Regions from separate parts of the Homo sapiens genome. Here region 2 is linked to region 1. A link is a loop called in an ENCODE intact Hi-C map of the cell type or tissue named here. Cell type or tissue: HepG2. All regions are shown on one strand.

Region 1 (8,000 bases):
TTTCTGGGCCAACCTCTGTTTCTGCTTTAATCACTTGGCTTGGCGAATGTGGAGACAGCGGCATTGTTTCTCAGCCTGTTATTTATAAATTCACTATGTTTATTTTCCTATGGAAATGTCTTTGAGAAAGATGGAGAAATTGTGTGAACTCACATGTGCACATAAAAATAAAGGAACCTCACTGTGTCACTCCTCATAATTCAGTGGTATCAAAAAGGGTTTAAGCATCTTAATCTAAAAAAAAAAGCCCTCATTATGCAGAGCTTTAAATATAAGGCATGGATGACCAAGGAAGAGTTATAGTGAGGTTGTGCTGAAAGGCTTGCCTTTGCAGTTGGAAACCAAGCTTCTGAGGACGGATGCTCCTGGAAGGAATGGATCAATCAATGCGTGACTAATAGTAGTTTGCATACGGAGAACTCATAAAATTCACGCCCGCAGCGGCTGTTTTGCAGAGGCTGTTTCTGGCGCAGCTTCACACAGCCTTTTACTTCATTGCCACAGCCCAGGCTAACACCTAAGCCACCGTTTGAAGCTGCACTTGACTGCCCCGCTAAAGGACTCTCATGCCATAAACAAAGTGGTCCCACCAGGCGGCCGCTGTTGGGTGACAGTCAAGATGGCTAGTTAGCGGTTCATTTAGCAACTGCTTTACCTTCCCAAAATTATGTTCCCGTATTTTGCTTCTGCTAATTTCACTCTGGTTTGGCAAAGTCCATGTGCTATCTAGAAACAGCATGATGTTTTGATGCCCCCTCTTGAGTGTTTTAGTCATGATCCTCTCCTCTCTCTGGGGCTTCCCTATCTGACTCCGCAGGCTCTGCCCCATGGCGCCTCAGGCCCGCCCTGCTGGCCTTTTGCTTGCACTAACTGGGCAGTGAGGCAGTGTGACTTTCATGGACGTTGTTTGGTTTCAGTTTCCCAAACTAACTTGCCTTCTCTGCACCTGAGCTGTCTGGTTAAGAGCCGTTAACAGATTTCCTCATTCATACTGTGCATCTTTTGAGCCTGTCTGTGATGACCCTTAGAAATTCTTCTTGGCTTCCTGATGAGTCACTTAAACTATGTCTGAGTTTCCAAAGTGGCTCTGACCAAAGTTTTCAATCCACCCACACAGCTGTGTGATCAGCAAAGACCCGGCATTATCAAATAAACATAAAATAACTGTTCTCTCTGCTTCCAGTCTCTCCCCTGCAATTCAGTCCCAGGCAGCTGCTCTTCCTGGAGTATATTCGTGACCATTTTACCCTCTTCCTTAAGAACTTAAGAATAAAGTTCATTATCTGCAACCTGGCATTCAACGCCAGCAACAATTGGGCTCCAACTTGCTTTCTAAATGTCTCTGACTTTACCCCTTCACAGACAAGCTCCCCATGCCCAGTTTTGAACCCCCACCCCCAGGCCGGGCTTTTCCAAGATATGTCTGAATTGCACATTCCAGGTGAAATGCCATGTGTTCCATGAAATCCTTCTCCATACCCCCTGCCAGAGGTCACCTTTGCCTCAACTCCTGCAGCCCTTGGTCAGCAAGTGTCTTAGCCCCTTTTCCTTTATAGCTCCAGTATTTGTGTGTGTGTCGTGTCTCCCAGATGGTAGGCAACGTGAGGGCAGAATCCTCATCTTGGCCATTTTTGGATAATCACCATGCCCATTCACAAGCGACTAATACGGTGCATGTAGTAGGTATTTAATACATATTTGTTGAGTGAGAGAATGCCAACTTATAGCTACACCAGGCGGCTGCTCTGAGTCAAAGGAAGACTCCACCATCTTGTGTGGACCATCCCAGCACTCTGCATCTACCACTCATGATAACAGTGGGCAGGTCTCACTTGATTGATGTCATTAAGCATAATATGGGTAGGGAGAACATATATATGTTCTTTAAATTTCAATAACAGAGACTGGAGGAATATTTATGAGATTTTTACATTCTTACAATTTTAATTCTGTAGAATAAGGTACTCATGGTATTTTGTGGAGTTTTAAAAATATGAAAAAGCACAGTAACTGCCTGTCTATCCTTCCAAGGCTCAGCTTAGCAGACAGACATTGGTTGAGCCCCCATTAAATGACAGGAGCTGAGGATACAAAGAAAAACTAGATACAGTTCTGCTGTAAGGAGGCACAGTTTAGCAGTGGAGCCAGAAATGTCTACAATAAAAGTAGGTAGTAAGTGTTGTACTGTCCTTATGAACAGGGTACTGTGGTGCTACAGAGAAGGAATTAACTTTGCTGAGTAAGGGTGAGTACTTTATAGAGAGCCAAATGTCATGGAAGGAGCGCTGGAGTTAGACAGACCTATGTTCTAATCTTGCTTCTGCTACATGCTAGCTCTATGACCTTGGGTGAACCACTTAAATTTTTGAAACTTGGTTCTGTAGCTGTAAAATGAGGATATTATCTTCTAGAGCCTATGTAAAAATGGAAAGGGATGATGCCTGTAAAGTGTTTCATATAGAATTTGGCATATATTAGCTACTCAATAGATTTTAAAAAGAAAAAAGTGGGAGCATTTGCATTAAGGGGTCCTTCCAGGTGTGGCTTTGAAGTGGAAAGACCATGTGGCTTGAATGTTGGTCAAGACGTATTTGGGGGAGACTACCTTGTCTACCCTTCTTCTTAGAGAACCTCCTACCTCCACAGACTTGCTAAGGGGTCAGTGGACCCAAGACTCTGTCCCCACTTTTCCCTTCTCTATGGTGTAACTGGTACAATGAGAAAGTCTATCTTTAGGGTGGTTAACATGGTTTTACCCCCTCTTCTTCTTTCATTTAATTATTTACTAAATGTCTACTATGATCAGGCACTGCACTAGAGGCTGGATACAGCAGTAACAAAACAGATATGGTCACTGCCAAAACTAGAGAGGGAAACGGATATAAACACAGAAATTAAAATATATCACTGCAACTTGTGCTAAGTGAGTGCTATGAAGGAAGCAATCAGAACACAGTGACAATGAATTACAGTGGTCAGGAAGTGGCCTGGCTAGAAAAGACAAAGTGAAACAATTAGACCCTCTGCCTTGAAGGTCTGAGCTATTCAACACAAAGGGAGAGAAGCTGGAGTGCAGATGAAGAGAGGCTGGACTTGCAACTGCCTCACTTTCTCTCCTTCCTGCTCCTTTAACTTTTCCTGAAGTCTCATGAGACGCTGCCAGACCTTTATAATAATAACCTCTTTTTTTTTTTTTTTTTTAAACTTGTGCTAGTTTGAGAGGGTTTCATTTTCTAGAGCAAGTATGGTGTGCCTGGAGGCAACATTAATAGCCGGGGCTGGAAATAAAAATAATAAAGCTAAATAATCCCGATTGGCAAAGGTGAGAAAAGGAAGATTTTAAATATAAGTCCCATTAGAATGTACATGACAGCTGGGAGAAGAGAGGCCTGAGACCTTTGCTCACACACTTCTTCCAGCATTGACATTGCCACCATTATTTACTTATGTGACTTCCTGCTCTACTGACAGGGAGCATATCTTTATATCCACAGGGTCTAGAACAATGGGTGGCATTCAGTAGATGATTCATAAATGTTTGTAAAAGGGATGACTCACTGAATGAGTAAAAGGAAGCAGGGAGTCTAGTAAGATGGTTACTGACATATTCTAGTTTTATTTATCCATTTTTAAGTGCATCTCTAATTAAGAATTAAGTATTACACACTATTAAAAAGCTTAATGGATTCAAGCCCAAAATGTATGGAGTGCCTCCTGGGTGCCAGGCAGAGCATATGGCTGGCTCTTTCCTTGAGAAGCTTGCAATCTTGGAGGTGAGCTTAACCTTATCCCCTATGATAAGGACAGCAATCAAGCAGCCAGCAACCTCCTCCTCACACCAATGGGAACTGGAGTTATTTATGGGTTTGCCGTTCCTGCAACTTTGAAAGGAGTTTTATAATCAGCTTTGGTCACATTTCTCAAATGCTGAGCCATTCAGAGATGCCTTAAAAACAGCTCATCTGTGTATGCTTTGCTTCACTTGCTGGGCCACTAATATTATCTACACAGTAATGGAGGTAGTTTTCCTATGAATTTTCTTGGGGAAGAAAATACTCTTTGCAGACCAGTACCTTCACATCATGGATAATTCCATAATTTAATTGCCTTTTCTAACATCTACTTCCTGCCAGCAAAAAATATGCATGAGGTGCTGTCATGTTCTACTTGGCTGACTTTTGGGGAATTAACACCAGGGGTACAAATCAAAACTAACTTTTTTTTTTTTTGGCAGGAAACCAGGAAGAGAAAGAATAATGCAGATTTGAAGATGGAAAAAAATGCAGTTTTTATAGAATTATGGGAAGTAAAAGTGGAGAGGATCTTAGAAACATTCTAGTTGTGGCTTCTCAAACTTTAAAATATATTCTGATCACCTGGGGATCTGATTGGGATGAAGATTCTGATTCAGAGGCTTGGGGTGGGTCCTGAATTCTACATTTCTAATCAGCTCCCAGCTGATGTAAATGCTGCTTGTCCAGGGATGTGGTGGGCAGAATAATGGCCCCTCAAAGACGTCCATGGCCTTATCCCCTGGAACCTGTTAACATGTTAGGTTACATGGCAAACTGAATTTGCAGATGGAATTGAGGTTGCTAATTAGCTGACCTTCAAATGGGGAGATCATCCCGGATTATCTCAGTGGGTCCAGTATAATCACAAGGGTCCTTATAATTTGATGGAGATGGAAGAGAGTCAATGGGACAGTGATGCAATGAGAGAAAGGCTTGGCCAGCCTCTCCGGGTTTGAAGATGAAAGGGGGCCACGAACCAAGGAATGCAGGCAGCTTCTAACAGCTAGAAAATGCAAGGAAGAGTATTCTCCCCAGGGCTCCAGAACCAGTACCTTGAGTTCAGCCCAATGAGACCCATTCGGACTTCTGACCTCCAGAACTAGAAGATAATCAATGTGTGTTGTTTTAAGCTGCTGAAGTTGTGGCAGTTTGTTACAGCAGCAACTGGAAATGAATGCAATGGACCACACTTTGAGAAACAAAGGCCTACACTTCTCTTCCTCCCTCCTTATAAGGAGATGTCTTTCCCTATCCCACCAACTATTACCTTTTAAAAAAATATACCTTCCAGATGGCAACCCTCTCCACAAAGGTTTGGGGGAATTCTAGCCATTCACTCATTCAAGCCACATTTTGTGAGGGAAAGTGAAATGAATCTCACACAATCTTTGCATCCAACGAGCTGACAAAAGAGTAAGGAAAATAAGGCAAAGTCATAAATAACTAGCACATCATTCTGGTAACAACGTTCTCTCTGAATCTTACCTGCTCCCTATTCTTTCTTTCATTAACCCAGACAGGTTCCCCTATCTTTCACCTGGACTCTGGAAAAGGCCTCCTAATGGGATTCTCTGGCTTGGTTTCTCCTCTCTCCAATCTGTCTTAAAACAGTCATTGCACAATTAATCTCCCCAAAGTGCTGAGCGTGTTCACTGATAGAGGGAAGGAGATGGCAGTGAGAAAGAATTAGAAGAGGGGAAGAGAGGAGATAAATTATGAAACAAGCTTCCACTGGAAATAAGAGAAACGTCATCAAAACCCATGTGGAATGGAAGGGAGGTTCTTCTGTTTTTCTAAGAATTCAGAGAAAGGAGAAAAGGAGAAGTGAGAGTGAAGACATAATAAAAATTTCAGATTGTGAAGGGGAAAATTTATGGAAACCATTCCTCTGCGTGAGAGTTTTAGAATTCGCTTTGGGGCTTAAAAAGTGGAGAAAGGTTTAGAGCTGCCCTTATGGAAATGAGATAGGAAATGACCTTGATGAATGATGGAATGCTGAGCAGGCCTGTGGGTCCATGGTGCTGGACTGCACAGATCTGTTACGGTGCCGATCGGCATGGCTTTCCCCAGCAATTCTCAACAAGCCAGAAGCAGGAGCAAAGCAATCATCCATAGTTACAAACTGAACTGTAAGAAATGTAGTGGTAGATTTTAGGGCTCAGAAACATAGGGGCTGAGTATCACTAAGGTGTCTGATGAAGGCATCTGTGGTCTATGAAGGGGGAGGATGAATTGGAACACTAGAGAAAGGCTAAGGGACAAGAAAGAACAGATGTTAAAGAGAATTAGAAGATGAGAGAGGTCAATGATAAGGACATGCTCAGAGAAGGGATGTTAGACATTGCCAGTATGTGGTCCCAGTGCTGCTTGCTGGTGTGTAAGTATAACCCCTTTTCTGCAGTCCAGCCCTTTGCTTTTTAAAAAGAACTAAAGTGTTCTCCACAATTCCATCTTTATAGAGTAAACGTGCTCTTCTGCAATTTTTCATAAGCTGTGCCTCCTAAGTTTTTACTATCTGATCAAGCTCACCTGAGCATATCCTGTTAAAATATGTTGCTATAAGAGAAGCACATTGCTCCAGAAGTGGTTGGATTAGAGCAGAGGACTGTGAGACCTGCACCTGCCTTGGTTGGGCCCCGTTTATCCATTAAGGGAGTCTAAGGTGGCATCAGCAATTTTAGGAGCCACATTAATTAATCACTAGGTCAAATGCAGGTTACTTGCTACTGACTCTCCTTCCGTTGAGTTTGAGACAAGTGTCCCCGGGCCTTTACTTGTGCAATGACTAGAACACAAAGGTAGGATTTTATATTCATCTTTCTTAAATTTCAATATGTAAGTTCTGACATATCACTCCAGCCAACTGTTATGTTTTAGAACCTTGCATTTTGCCCCATGATAAACAGGAATGTTTCAGCCATTCCTTCCAATTTTGTATCATTTTAAAAATCAGTTGACATCCTCTATATCTTAGATTTGTTATTTGAATTTTGTGTAGGCCATGGCCAAGTACAGAGGCTAGAGTATTACCATAAAAACTTCCCTCAAAGTTGAAATTAATCTTTTAATACCTGGTTCATTCATTTCTTCAGTCAGTCACAATGCACAGACTCAGAAGCTGGACTGCAGCAGTGACAGATGCATTGGGGTTTATAGTCTAGGAAGGCAAATGTTTGATGAATGTTATAGAAGAAGCAGTAAGGATGCTCTGGCATCTATAACAGGGGACCTGTCCTAGTCTAGAGAGTAAGGGAAGCCCCCTCCAAGGACTGAAGTTAGCTTAAACCGAGAATGATGGGTTAGTAGCACTATAGTTAGGCCAGGGGAATGGGAGGGAAGGTGGAACATTCCAGGAAGAGGGCACAACGTCTATGAAGAGATAGGACTGAGTGACTGGAAGAACATGCTCAAAGGAATGAAGGTCAAAGATTGCTGGAGCATTAAGTATGAAAAGGAGGGGGACTGTGGGTGATGCTGGAGAAGAAAGGCACAAAGCAAAAGTGGGCAAGGCCCTGGAAGACTTATAATTTTGAGGCTTATTCTAAGGGCAAGCCATTGAAGAGCTTTACTCAGGGGAGGAACATGATGCTTGTATATTAAAGGTCATTCCAGTTTCTTTGTGAATGTGTTGGAGGAGATCAAATGGATTCCTGTTAGGATTCTAATACTGTCCAGGGGAGAGAAAATGGACCAAGATGGGGCAGTGTAGAAAAAGACTCACAAATTTCTTGGGAGGAAGCAATTGATTTGCATTTAACTAGATGCAGGGAATGGGGAAGATGAAGGCACATGGGTGATTCCTTGGTTTCTGGCTTGATTGTCTATGTGGCTGGTGGGGTCATTTCCTGAGAAGGGACCAGTGGTGGTAGCTTTACTCTTTTGGGAGCCTGTGAGACATCCATGTCCAGATATCTAAGAGGCAGCTGAATCTGTAAATCTGGAGCTCCAGAAAAGAACTGAGCCAGGGATAGAGATTTTGGCACCATCAGCATCAAACTGAGTCTCAACCCTGGCTGCAAACTGGAATTACTTGGTGAATTTTCAAAACATAGCTAAACCTGAGCCCCACTCCAGATATCAAATCTGGGACTTGGCATTCCTTAAAAAAAAAATTTCCCAGGGACTCTAATATCCATCCAGAATTGAGAACCGTGAGTGAGAAATCATGAAAGTCATAGATAGGTAAGGGACAGTGGATGAGGCAAA
Region 2 (8,000 bases), 350 kb after region 1:
GTCCTACTGTGTAGTTGATTTTAGAGTATGTGCCATGTGCAAATGAGGGAAATGTATATTCTGTTGTTTTGGGGCAGAGAGTTCTGTAGATGTCTATTAGGTATACTTGGTCAAGTGTCAAGTTTAGGTCCTGAATATATTTTTTAGATTTCTGCCTCAATAATCTGTCTATTACTGTCAGTGACGGTGCTGAAGTCTACCAGCATTATTGTGTCCCTTCATAAATCCCTTGGATAATACCAGCATTATCCAAGTTCCTTCATAGATGTCAAAGAACTTGGTTTATGAATCTGGGTGCTCCTGTGTTAGGGGCATATATATTTAGGATAGTTAAGTCTTCCTGTTTAATTGAACCTTTTACCATTATCTAATTCCCTTCTTTGTCTTTTTTGATCTTTGTTGATTTAAAGTCTGTTTTGTCTGAAATTAGAATAGTAACCCCTACTTTTTTCTCTTTTCCATTTGCTTGGTAGATTTTTCTCCATTTCTTTATTTTGAGGCTATGAGTATCATTGCATGTGAGATAGGTCTCTTGAAGAGAGCGTACTATTGGGTCTTGCTTCTTTATCCAACTTGACACTCTATGCCTTTTAAATGGAGAATTTAGCCCATTTACATTCAAGGCTAGTATTGATATGTGTGGATTTGATCCTATCATCATGTTGTTAGCTGCTTATTATGAAGACTTGTTTGTGTGGTTGCTTTGTAGTGTCAATGGTCTATGTAGTTAAGTATGTTTTTGTAGTGGCCAGTAACAGTCTTTCCTTTCCATATTTAGCATTCCCTACAGGACCTCTTGTAAGGCAGGTCTGCTGGTAACAAACTCCCTTAGCATTTGCTTGTCTGAAAAGGATCTTATTTCTTGTTTGCTTATGAAGCTTAGTTTGGCTGGATATGAGATTCTTGGTTGGAATTTCTTTCCTTCAAGAATGCTGAATATAGGCCGCTAATCTCTTCTGGCTTGTAGGGTTTCTACTGAAAGGTTTGCTGTTAGCTTGATGGGGTTCCCTTTGTAGATGAACTGTCCCTTCTCTCCAGCTGCCTTTAACATTTTTTCCTTTGTTTTGACTTTGGATAATCTGATGACTGTGTGTCTTAGGGATGGTCTTCTTGAGCAGTATCTTGCAGGGGTTCTTTACATTCTTGAATTTGAATGCCAGCCTCTCTAATGAGTTTGGGGGAATTTTGAATGATATCCTGAGATATCTTTTCCAAGTTGCTTGCTTTCTCCCTCTCTCTTTCAGAGATGCCAATGAGTTGTACATTTTGTCTCTTTACATAATCCCATATGTCTCGGAGGCTTTGTTCATTCTTTTTTATTATTTTTTTCTTTATTTTTGTCTTATTGAGTTAGTTCAGAGATCCAGTCTTTGAACTCTGAGAGTCTTTCCTCAGCTTGGTCTATTCTGTCATTAATACTTGTGATTGTATTATGAAATTCTTGTAGTGTTTTTTCCAGCTCTATCAGATCAGTTTGGGTCTTCTTATGATAGTCATTTTGCCTTGTGACTCCTGTATCGTTGTATTGTAAGCCTTAGATTACTTGGGTGGGGTTTTGACTTTCTTCTGAAACTCAATGATCTTTGTTCCTGTCCATATTCTGAATTATATTTGTCATTTCAGCCATTTCATCCTGGTTAAGAATGCTTGCTGGGGAACTGGTATGGTCCTTTGGAGGAAAGAAGACACTCTGTTTTTTTTTGAGTTGCCAGAGTTCTTGCACTGATTCTTTCTCATCTGTGTGGGCCGATGTTCCTTTAACTGTGGAATAATTTGAGAATAGTCAGTTGGCTTCTTTTTGGGATGTTTTCAGAGAGCTGCGGCTTTGTGTGGGGTCTTTATTTGCAGCTGAATTATTGTCCTTAGTTTCACAGGGGAGTATGTTAGCAAAGTATTTTTGGTGTTGAAGTTTGAGCTGTAATCTAGTAAATGGCACTTATGTGTAATGGCTAATACGTAGTTTCTTGCCCAGCCACGTGTCTTCTCTGTATTTCCTCACAATTGCAGCCACACTTCCTCTCAGTGGTCTGAAAGTGTGAGCTTTCCCCACTAGAATGCTGGCTGCAGATCTTGGCTTAGCAGTCCCAGGCTGCACACCGCTGTCCTGCAGTGAACTCAGGCTTTATGTTCCCTCCCAACCTTGGAAGCATCAGGGGAAGAGACCTTGGCAGTGGCTATGGCAGAGGGCCTTTCACTTGTCTCTTCACCCCAGAGATATGCAGAGCTGCTGCCAATCAGTGTGATATTCCTGGGGGCTGGGGAGTCTGTTGTGGGCCCAAGCTGGGGGACTCTGCCTGTTGACAGGCAGAGGATGTGGGGGACTCATGGGGAAGACAGACTAGCCTCTTCTCCTTAGGGAGGCTGTGACTTGCTGGAGGTGTGAGTAAAGCATTTAGGGTCTTTGTTCCTTCCCCAGTTTGAGGGCAGCAAGGGCAGTACCACTGCAGCAGCAGTGGCAGAGGGGCTTTCAGTTGCCTCTGGGAACTCCACCTCAATGGAGAATGCTGAATATAGGCCCCCAATCTCTTCTAGCTTATAGGGTTTCTGTTGAAAGGTTTGCTGTTAGCTTGACGGGGTTCCCTTTGTAGATGAATTATCCCTTCTCTCTAGCTGCCTTTAACATTTTTTCCTTGGTGTTGACTTTGGATAATCTGATGACTGTGTGTCTTGGGGATGGTCTTCTTGTTCAGTATCTTGCAGGGGTTCTACTGCTACTGGGAGGGTTCAGCCAGTGGATGGGGTGGCTGCACTGCTGGCAGGGGCTGGGGCCCCGCCGCTTAGTGAAGAGCAGGAGGTCAAGCGCTCACAAGGAGTAGAGACGAGGCTCCTCTCGGTATGGAGACTGTGGTATGCCAGAAGTGCGAGTAAATCCCTCAGGCCCTTTGTTCCCTCCGTAGCCCAAGGGCATTAAGAGTGGTACCACTGCAGCTGCAATGGCAGAGGGGCTGTGGGTTCTCTCTGGGATTTTCTCCCCAAGGAAAGGCAGAGCCACCACCAACTGAAGTATTCAGGTGGAGGCAGGGTGGTTGTGCTGAAGTCCCAGGTCTAGAGGCACTGCCCAGTGAGGAGTGGTGGGGGCGGGGACCTGTGTGGAAAACACTCTGACTCCTTTTCTGTAAGGCAGCTGCACTGTGCTGGGGGCACATGTTAGTTCCTAATCAGTGTGCTCCCTCCCTAGACCGAAGGCAACAGGAGCGAGGGATGAGGGATGCCAAACAACAAAAATGTTGGCCTATATGCTCCCTCCGGGAGCTCCGTCCCAGGGAAGTAGCCACTACCCGAGAGCCCAGGCTGCGAGTGCCTGGAGTCTCAGGTCTGGAGGCCCTGCTCAGTGAGGAGTATCGAGGGGTGGGAACCCACCTGGAAAATAGTCTGGCCGCTTTCCTGCAAGTCTGCTGCCCTCTTCTGGGGGTCCACGTTGTCCCTAATCACTGTGCTCCCTCCCTGGCCCAAGGGCAACAGGAATGAGGGCTGCAAAGCAGCAAAAATGGCGGCCTGCCTGCTCCCTCCAGGAGCTCCATGCCAGGGAAGTGCAGAGCTACTCCTGGCCCGACAGCCCAGGCGGGGCTGGGGTGGCTGCACTAGGTTCCTAGGCCAGTGGGCCCCACCAAGCAAGGTGCAGCACAGATGAGGCCCGCAGACCATCTGCTGCTCAGCCCCATGGGATTCGATCCCTGTCCTGGGGGCATGCAAGGCAGCCTGGCCTCCCCCATTGCTAGAGATGCAGTCACTGGTGCCAGGATGCTTGGGGATTCAAGGCTCCCAGAACTCTGCAATGGTCTGAGCAAGTGGCTCTGCCCAAACTCCACGGAGCTCTCTGTGTCAGTGCAGTGGAGGCTCTGTGCCACTCCCAGGTGGGCGGTTGTCCTCTCTTGCTCCTCTCCATTCTCTATGGGTTGAGTTGTTTCCTTTATGAATCCCAGTGTCCACCTGGATGGTCCAGTTGGAGAGAGTGATGTTCCCTTGCCACTCCTTCTCTCCATGAGAGTGGTGCTCCCATAAAGTGAGCCTTATTTTAATCTGCATTTACAATTCAAACATGACAGGTAAGTCTATTGATAATCATTTTGAAAATAAAATGTAGAACTTTTCTCCTACTGAGACAGTCTATTAAGCCACAGTTATCTCTATTTTGGAGGTTAAGTACCAACAACTTTGACTGACTGAACCAGATAATTTAGGAAAAGTATCTAACCTTATTTCAGCCCACACATTTATGGGATAAGCCATAAAGTTTCTAGATGATCTCCGGTTGTCACTCTTTCTTGGTAGGGAAAAAGAATGCAGATTCAAGAGATATTTTCCAGCATTAAGCTCACGTATCTAGTGTTTATATGTTGGGTGAAACCAGCCCTGCCATTCAGACCACAACAATGCAACCAAAAATTAGTGGATAAACCAAAAGCATACACTCATCAGCTCCACTGAGAGAGAACAACCACCTCTCAAACAGCCTGACCTGGGAAGTTTGTCCAAAGGGTGGTTCTACGTGAGACAAGGTAAGGGATCCCTATCAAGTCTTTTCTTTGGGGACTATAAATACTAATTATGAAGTGAAGTTAGGTCTCATAATGCCAGGCAGCATTATGTGGTATATTTTTCCATTTTGGAAGGTCTAGAACAAGGAGTATTATGGCTTGCTAAAAAAGATCATATTCCTTATCATGTATCCTTATCATGAATCCTCATTACTGAGAGTAACTGAGTCAAACTAATACTCTGTACTAACAGAATTAGTTGGGTTATATTCCGTCCCTCGCTTCCTGCTACCCTTTGTACTCAAGTAAACTAGAATAACATACTATTCAATTAATATAATTCTGTTTGGAATTGCTTCATGCACTAAATTTCCCCTATATTTGTGCAAGATAAGTCGGAATTTTCTCCTATTAATGTGCTAAATTTGGTGGAAAATGTAAGGTGTTTATAAGGTCACTTAGCCTCTCAGTGATGTAGCCAGCAAAATGTGAAAGACAATGTTTTTAATTGCCCAGAAATACATTCTGGCTCTGGCAACTTAATTCAGAAAAGTCCTCTAATGATTATGAAACAATAGTACACATTGCAATACATCAGCTTAAAAAGACAGTACGAAGGAAAGACAATTTACAATTTCCAGATCTTTTCTAATTCAATGTCTACAAGCTTCTAAAAGTCTCTAATAGGGTCTCTATAGGACAAACTTTTAAGTGCATTTTTTGTTTGGTTGTTTTTTTTTTCTAGTTCCCTGAGGGAAAACACTATCATCCCTTTGTCGTCATTAAAGGATATAAGGTCACTGGGTAGCATCATATTTGCAATAAAATGAAGTTATTATGTTAAATGATTTAAGCATAGTAATATAAATCTAGGTTTTATTTTTTAACAACTCAGTCATGACTGTCTTGTTTTTTAAGCTATGACCTCCTCCTTTTCTTTTTGTTCATTCTTTCTGAGTTAAAAGTAGATCCAACTAGGAAGAGTTTGTCATTGCCTGGTTACTAGTCAGCAAGATCACCAAGATACAGGCTTAAAGTTACCTAAAAGACCAACGTTCAAGTGCCTTTATGTAGATAGATTTTCAACATTGACATTGACTACGTCATACTAATCAGAAGCTTTGATAGGCAGTTATATAAACTTTGATGAATTTTTAAAGGGGCAGGAGGAAGTCATGAATGTTTACTTAAGTGAAACTTAATAGACAAAAATCTCTTTGAACATGGTATTCAGGAAGGGCAATAATTTTTTAAGGTCTTTGTAGGTAGAAAACAATAAATAAACACCGCTGACTGAAAATTACACAGATAAAGCAAATACAAGTTCTTTTAAAAAATATATTTTAAAAAAGAAAGAAGGAAACTGAGAGGAGAAAAGAAGGCCAGGGAAAGAAAAGCTGAAAAAGAGATAATAATGGAAACAAGTAAAGGATGGGGAGGAAAATTAAAATGTGGTAAGACTATAATAAAATGTGGGAAGGGTCAAGCATGTCACCTTCTCTTCCAAATTGCCTTTGTAGAGATGAGTTCTTACTTTGACGTCTTTATCTGAAACCTCTTTATAGTTGGGAAGACCTATGTTAACCAGCACAGAATCAAATGCTACTCAATTCTTTATCATTGGATTTTGAAGTCATAGTGAAAAGAGTACAACCCTGAACATGTAAAGTCTAACTGGAAACCAGCAGACGTGATAATAATCCTTACCTCAGCTGCAGAAAACAAAGGATTCTTGAGGCCATGTGCCCCTGCCTTCCCACTTTGATTTTATGGAATAGCAGAGCAATGTAACAATGCAAAAATCCTTTGGTTACTTTAGAAGAACCACAAAGATGGGTTCACATATGGATTATTGGACTTTATCATGCAGTTTGGCTTTGCCAAATTTGGATATGATATTCCTATATAGATGGATCTGTTTTGCTTGGATAATGAACTATCATTTTATCACTCCAAAGCTTTGAAAAACATTTATGTTAGCCTCTCCTCTTCACACATGATCATGATAAAGAATATAAGTGATCATGTTTAGTGCTTTATAGTCAATGTCTCGAGTTTAGCCAAATAATTGTCATTCAGTCATCCATTCATTCAGCAAATATTTATTAAATGCCTGCAATGTGCCAGCTGCCATCTTAGGAGGCAGTGATTCAGTCATCAACAAGACAGACAAGGTCTCTGACTATGAAGTGTTTGCTACACAGAAAACCAACGAGATAATTGTCTTTTTACTCTGATCCAGAACTAATTGATTTACCCTCACAGTTAACCACAAAGCATTTTCACTTTTTGCAAAGTTTTAAAAACTCTCAAATAGGGAGGACTGGTAGGTGAGGAGAAATCATCATGGGATAGGGCTCAAAAAAAAAAAAATACCATGATCCTATGGGCCAACTGCAGCTAGGAGCATAATTCCTTTCATGCAAGACCGTATGGCTTTCAACATGGGCACTTCCCTCGCTAATCGAAATTTCAAAGAACACAGAAGACCATTTAATAGGATTATTGCTAAACCTGTTATAGATTAAATTCTCTGGCTGTCTGACACCATAGTAACTAGCCCAGATTTGTATTTACAAAGAAGAGGTGAGAAAAATTCCTTCCTGATAGGAACAAGAGAGCAGAATATCCTCCCTCTTCCCTTGCCTCAAAAATAAATAAATAAAATAAAACTAAACTAAAAAGGAATAGGAACATATGCCAGGAAACAGAAACCCCACCTCCAGTTTACTGTTGGCAAAGTTCAAATGCACCAGGGAAGCTCACCAAGCAATTTCCCCCGGTGCCCTCTGAAGCAAAACCCCACTGGCTGTTGTTTCCAAAGGCTCACGGCCAAGATCTTAACATTTCTTCCTGAATGGCAGGAACAATAAATATCTGTCTCTTGGTGACACAAATGGTTAAGCATTGACAGAATTTGATATAGAAAGTACTAAAAGCCCTCCTCTGGGTTGTAACCACTAATCTTACTGTACCTTCAGAGATTGAGGATGGCAGCTACTGACAATGGCAGCCCACCAGCAGCAAAATTATGTGAAGAGAAAAAATTACAAACTTGTATTTCCACCCTAAAATAGGTGGTATTGGGAGGAAATACAGATCAGCTAAAATGAGAGCAAGTAAGCCATATTCTTTTAAAACATGATGGGTGATACCTTTACATAGACATGTGTGCACCCCCAAGCTAACTAATGTTCAGATGAAGCTGTCATTCTAACATCAGTACAGGAGACAAAGATGTTCATAAATAGAAAACTATGTAAGTAAGGGTTTAAGCAAACAGCTTTTCCTGACACCTATGAAAAGTGTTAAAACTTATTTCTGTATTGACTTACCATCTGGGAGGATATTCTGTAGCTTTCCAAATGGGTTTCTAATAAGGTCAAGTCCATTTTCAGGGCTTAAGACAGACTGTCTGCTAGAGGGTTGGAGAGAAGAAGTCTTAAGAATTAATTCACTTTTAGCTAAGATTGCTGATTCATTCCAGATGGTTTATATTCGTACAGGTTCAGTAGCTGATTC

Evidence for each region. Peaks named below come from ENCODE experiments on the same cell type or tissue, not always from the same donor. Only the 100,000 strongest peaks of a DNase experiment are listed, where the experiment ranks them.
Region 2: it touches region 1 in a loop (2.0-fold over the local background); 1 of 110 quality-filtered maps calls a loop at or near these places.

What each region holds. Positions count from the first base shown.
Region 1 is chr2:200,401,611-200,409,610 of GRCh38, reverse strand. The region is part of intron 3 of SPATS2L (spermatogenesis associated serine rich 2 like); the gene reads right to left. It overlaps LOC101927741 (a long non-coding RNA gene), which reads left to right. Exons shown (of 7, transcript XR_007088047.1): 7 at 4,235-8,000. Among named protein-coding and RNA genes, the nearest start is that of SPATS2L, 99 kb to the right of the region's middle. RefSeq lists an enhancer at 3,052-4,251. In HepG2, no CTCF peak of the experiment used is centred here; DNase peaks (open chromatin) are centred at 1,010, 3,010, 3,480 and 3,880; H3K4me3 peaks cover 894 bases.
Region 2 is chr2:200,050,394-200,058,393 of GRCh38, reverse strand. All of the region lies in intron 1 of LOC124906112 (a long non-coding RNA gene), which reads left to right. Among named protein-coding and RNA genes, the nearest start is that of MAIP1, 99 kb to the right of the region's middle. RefSeq lists an enhancer at 2,828-3,748. In HepG2, a CTCF peak has its summit at 3,397 (motif pointing left); a DNase peak (open chromatin) is centred at 3,413.